Linked DNA regions of Homo sapiens: region 2 is linked to region 1. Evidence: read pairs that join two places in POLR2A ChIA-PET (ENCODE). Cell type or tissue: HepG2. All regions are shown on one strand. Each heading gives the region's core, and the rest is flanking DNA. Links, peaks and the distances in the headings are about the cores only. Region 1 has its middle 77 kb from the start of HS6ST2-AS1. Region 2 has its middle 34 kb from the start of MBNL3.

Region 1 (2,922 bases), core at 143-2,642:
TAGGCCGTAGGTATATAGTGATGAACAAGGAGCATTCACCATCTAAAGTGGAAGGTAGTTATTCATGAAAGCAAAAAGGTAAAAGTGAGATGGATATTTTAATTCTAGAAGTCTTGGGAAATTGTCTCACATGGATTAACCACATCTTCCTCCCAGTAGTGTCTCTTTCTCTGTCTTCATGGGCCTACCTCACCAATGAAAATGGATTACCCCACTCTAAGATGCCATGGAATCCTAGAGAGGATCTTGCTGCCAATCCTGCCCATAATTTGATGTGGCAAAGAGTTCTACTAAAGCCAAGAGCTGGTAGCATAATAGATCCCAGATCAGGACTACTGGCATACAGTACACAAGCAACTGAAGTTAGCATATGGGTTCAGAATGGGGCAACAGTCTTCTTAGTTTCTGATTTTCCTACTTGGCCTCATCAGGAGACTCTGATTTTCCTACAGGCCCCATATCTGGGGCCAATCTTGACCTAGAGTGGGGAGAGGGGCTGATTGGAAGAGAGTGAGAAGTTACACATGGGATCATAGAATTTCAGAGCTGATAAGACACCCTGTAAGAACCTTGATGCTCGTAGCGTGGTCCATAGACCAGCAGCACCGACATCACCTGGAACTCATTGGAAATGCAGAGCCTCAGGCTCCTTATCAGATCTACGGAATCTGGATCTTCCTTTTAACAAAATTCCCAGATGATTTGTACACACATTAAAATTGGAGAAACAGTGCTTTAGATTAGTAATTATCAAACTTTTCCCTTGACAATCACACATTAGATGATAATTCTGTGCAGGACACATTTCCCTGAGTGTGGCCAAGGTCATGAACACTTCCTTACTGTGAGTGACAAATGATAAGAGATCATTGCAGTACACCAGTTCCATATCATGGTTAAAACAACTGATGTATCTTAGCCTCTTTATTTTATAAATGAGTGAATTTCCTGGCATCTGCACTATAAGCTCATGGCACAGCTGGGACCAAGAACCCAGGTCTTCAGTGGTCCTGTGGATCAGTCTTGAGTCAGTGGCTTCCTGCTGTTCCCTTATGACCCAACTCCACAAGCACTGTGTTTTTGTCATTTGTGTCTCAGGTTCAAGGTGCCAGCCACTAATATCTATAGACAGCTAACATGACTGTTTACCCACTTATCTTTGGCTTTGAATCTTATCTCTGTTGGTCGCAGCAAGGCATTTTCCTGCCTGTGACATCCTTTCATCTATAAGGACAGTTCTTGTCTGACCCTGACCACCCAGTTACCCTGCATGTAACTTTTGGGCCCTGGGCTCTACATTGAACTCTGTGAAGAGCACACATTGCCTAGTAGTTTGCTTTGAACTAGCCATGTGGACTCATATCTCCATGTCAACATCCCCTATAAAGTAGATTCCACAGTGAGGTAACCATATTTCGATTTTTCCACATTCTGGAGCCTGCCTGAGCTCTGGATTATAAGTCTAGATTTTTCTGTTGGGTCCTATCCAACTTCTATCTACCACCTTTAAAGTTAGATCCTAACCACCTTCTCTTCATTTCAAAGAATGTATTAATACAAGCCACAGAGATAAAGAGAAAAGAGTCTGTAAAGCAAAGATGGACTGAATCTTCAAATTAACCCAGGGTGGGGAGAAGTTAGAGAGAAAGGTTTTCCTCTACCAAAGAGGAAAATAAGAGGACTTCTTCCCTATGTTAAGAGTGTAATTCAATATCACCCAGACTGATTTAGTACTGAAATACTAGATTCTTCTTCAATTGTCAACATTTAAAAGAGAAGGTCATTTAGGTAGATGATATCTTAATTCTAAGACAATTTATTTCCCTTCAGTGTTGATATTTTTGTGATTAATGAGGAACATATTCCTGAATACATCTCTAAGAAACATGGCAAAGTCCCTTAACAACTTCACTTATCTCTTGGGGACCAGGGCCTGCTCCAGGCAACATGGAAAATAGGTGAATCTGATTGAAAACATCCTCCTCCCATAATTACCTCTTTTCGGGTTCTTGACATTTTGAGTAATGATCCCCTTTTCCTTGTTTCTCAGTGCTTTCCCCCTCCTTCTTCTCTCCCCTAGCAAAGAAGAAGTAACCTGCTAAATATATCCAATGTCATGCAACCCATTACTAGAGTATCTGCATGTTGAAAGACCCATAGGGAAGACAAAACTTAGCCCTAAGGAATCACTGCTCAAGATGGAACCTGAGCCATCAAAGATGGGGGAGGCCTATTGGCAGTGGGGTTTTCAGGCACCCTTCAGGTCCCATCAATAGTTGCTTGCCTGCTTTTCCCATGGATAAGGTCAGCTCTGAAGAAAATGACACCTGCCCCTGCCTTGCCTCATAAAGGGATTAGTAAGGATGAAATTAGGTCAGGGATGTTAAAGTGCTTTTTACACAGATCAAATCAGGGTTTTGATTTTTCCCAATCTAATCTAGACACTGCGTTGGGGTCGGTTTCTGCTTCAATCTCTCCATCTTTCAAAATGAGAATACCGTTCTCTTGCACTTCATGCAAGGCTACTGGGTGGGAAGGAAAAAAACGTGTTTACTGTAATGTCCACTGGATCAAAAATGAGTGAGATGATTGGCTTAATGGGACCAATGGCACTGCAGAAGGAACAAGTGGCTGTTTCCAGCCTGCATTTCAAATTAGTTTTGAGATAAGCAATGCCCAGGCAGTGAAAATTTGGTACCTTTGAACTACTTATTAGAGAAATCAATCCTCCTCCTGTGTTTAATGGCTTAAGGAAGGAAACAGTTCCACTTCATTATAAGAACAGACTTCCAAGCCATTTACCTGATTTCTTGTCTCAAAATTTACCCAAATGCTTTCTTATGGCAAGGGCAGTGGCTCTATGGTATTGTTTTTGATAGTGTGGTCTTCAGACCAATTGCATTAGAATCATGTGCTTATTAC
Region 2 (2,922 bases), core at 203-2,702, 68 kb after region 1:
ACAGTCCAATGATCAAAACTGATAAATTACCATTGGTGCAATATTATTTATCTACTCTACAGACTTCATTCAGATTTTTCTAATTGTCCCAGTAATGTCTTATACAGCAAATGAAATACAGAAACATGTGGTACATTCAATTGTCATATTTAGTTAGTCTCCCTTAACCTAAAATACAGTCTTTGTGTTTCAAGACACTGAAATTTCTGACGGTATCAACTAGTTGTAGCATATCCCTCAGTTTTAGTTTGTCTGAGGCTTACTCATGATTATATTCAGGTTATACATTTTTTGTCAAGAATAACCCTCAAGTGACATTGGGTTCTTTGAGCATCGTATCAGGAGGCACATGATGTCCATCGGTGCCACTACTGGTGATGTTAATTTTGATCCTTGTTTAAAGTGATATCTATCAGGGTTTTCTCATTGTGAAGTAGCTATTTTTCCCCTTTGTAATTAATAAGCTTCTTATGGGGGGGATATTTTGAAACTATATAAATATTCTGCTATTCCTCAAAATTCTACACACTAGATTTAGTAGATTCTTGCCAGAAACAATTATTACTATAATAGTTGCCAAATGATAAATTTCTAATTTCATAATTTCTTCTACATTTATTAGCTGGCTTTCTATTCCAAGAAGGACCTTCCCCTTCTCCTTTTATTCCTTATTCATTACATCAGTGTGGACTCATGGATTTTTATTTTATTTTATGAGATAAAGTCCTTTACTATCATTTATTTAGAAGCTTAATTTGTTGCTGGGCATGGTGGCTCATGTCTGCAATCCCAGCGACTTGGGAGGCTAAAGTAGGAGGATTCTTGAGGCCAGGAGTTTGAGACAAGCCTCAGCAACATAGCAAGACCATGCCTCTAAAAATATAAAAATAAAAAATTAGCCTGGCATAATGGTATTCACCTGTAGTCCCAGTGCTATTCAGGAGGTTGATTTGAGAGGATGGCTTGGGCCCAGGAATTCAAGGTTGCAGTGAGCTATGATTGTGCTACTGCACTCCAGCCAGTTTAAAAAAAAAGAAAAAGAAAAAGAAAAAAAGAAAAGAAAAGAACAAAAAGAAGCTCAAATTGTCCCTGATTTGGCCAAGTGTGTGCCCCTTAAAGCTGCCTCCTGCTTCATTTTGACATGCCCCCATCAAGCTTTGAACAGTTTCTTACTTTCTGGCATAGCAGGATATTCCAGATTCATCTCGTTCTTTTCCTGCCGCAGCCTTGCATTCATCCATTTCTCCAAGGAGCCTTGATTCCTTTGAGTTTTTAGAAACCAAGATCTGAGTGCTAGGTGTGCCCATTGTTTCTTGAGAGTCATTGCTTTTAGACCCTCTCAGCTAGCAAAGAAAAAATAATATATATATATAATATCCATATACGCCAATATTTATTTACATATCTATCTCTAGGCTATATTTAAATCCATGATTTCACACTAATACCTCCAAGTTCAGTCCAACACTACAGGATTTATTCTATTTTTTTTCATCTTCCATATTTATAACTCCCTTCTCTGACAATAAGAAACCTAGCTTCCTTTATCCACAGTATATTTACTTATTTGGTCAATCCTAGGATACACAAAAAGTAATTTCAGTATCGCTCACCCACCCCTCTGAGAAATAAAAGCCTACAAAGTAGAGGTCAATATTGTTTTAGAGTTCTTTTTGTCTTTAGCCCCAACGTCGTATTGTCCAAATGCTATGTTCAAAGGTTATTTGAGGGCGAGAAGAGTGACAGCCCAGCAGCCCAGCTTTGCAAAGTCTCTAGACGCAAAGGAAGAGCCCAAGAGGAGATGTGAGGTTCTCAGTTAAGCCTGCCCCTGCAAAAGTTGAAACAAAGCCCAAAAATAAATAAATAAATAAATAAAAAGCAGCAGGAAAGGATAAATCCTCAGAAAAAAAGTGCAAACAAAAGGGAAAAGGGGAACAAAGGGCAAACAGGCTGCATAGGCTAACCGAGAAACTAAAGATTTACCTGCAGAAAACCGAGAGCTAAAATGGAGGAGCATCTAGCCTCTGATGACGTAGGAAAGAAAGACACCAAGTCTGATTAATGTGGAATAATTTTTATCAACTATTTTGAAGATGCAAGCTTTTTAGTAGCTCTAGACACATTTTTAAGAAGACAGGAATGCTACTTCATTCATTTGCTAAGAGTAAATGGTTTTAAGAGGTGAAACCATTTGCTGGTAATTATTATTATTGTTATTATTATTAGGTACAATGAGAAAATAGTGAGACATTGAATTGTAGGAGGCATTCACTGCCTTGGGTACCAATTTCATATCCCATAGACTGGAGGGAGGCAGTTTTTGTATCCTGTAATACAAAGCATACTAAATGGCAACTTGGAGTCACAGTCATACATTTAATATGTCTTAAACACTTAAAATTACTTCTATTCTCATGTTGTTTTTCAGTAGGATTGTTTCTTAAAGAAAACCTCTCCCTGACCTTGGCTCTCCCTGTCAGAATTGTGCGCACTCGGTAATATATTTGGTTGTGGTAGTTTAGATTTCCTAATTACTTTCTTATGTGCTGTGAAAGGTTGAAAATCTGTTTATGCTGGGCGCGGTGGCTCACGCCTGTAATCCCAGCACTTTGGGAGGCCGAGACGGCGGATCACGAGGTCAGGAGATCGAGACCATTCTGGCTAACACGGTGAAACCCAGTCTCTACTAAAAATACAAAAAAATTAGCCGGGCATGGTGGCAGGCACCTGTAGTCCCAGCTACTCGGGAGGCTGAGGCAGGAGAATGGCATGAACCTGGGAGGCGGAGCTTGCAGTGAGCTGAGATCACGCCACTGCACTCCAGCCTGGGCGACAGAGCGAGACTCCATCTTAAAAAAAAAAAAAAAAAAGAAAGAAAGAAAGAAAGAAAAAAAGGAAAATCTGTCTATATAGTAGGTATTA

What was found. ChIA-PET counts read pairs that join two places held together with the same protein. Peaks named below come from ENCODE experiments on the same cell type or tissue, not always from the same donor. Only the 100,000 strongest peaks of a DNase experiment are listed, where the experiment ranks them.
Region 2: POLR2A ChIA-PET joins it to region 1 with 7 read pairs; 2 of 35 experiments call an interaction of 5 or more read pairs at or near these places.

What each region holds. Positions count from the first base shown.
Region 1 is chrX:132,588,915-132,591,836 of GRCh38, reverse strand. No RefSeq gene overlaps it. Among named protein-coding and RNA genes, the nearest start is that of HS6ST2-AS1, 77 kb to the left of the region's middle. In HepG2, for the core only: no CTCF peak of the experiment used is centred there; a DNase peak (open chromatin) is centred at 1,186.
Region 2 is chrX:132,521,418-132,524,339 of GRCh38, reverse strand. No RefSeq gene overlaps it. Among named protein-coding and RNA genes, the nearest start is that of MBNL3, 34 kb to the right of the region's middle. In HepG2, for the core only: no CTCF peak of the experiment used is centred there; no DNase peak of the experiment used is centred there.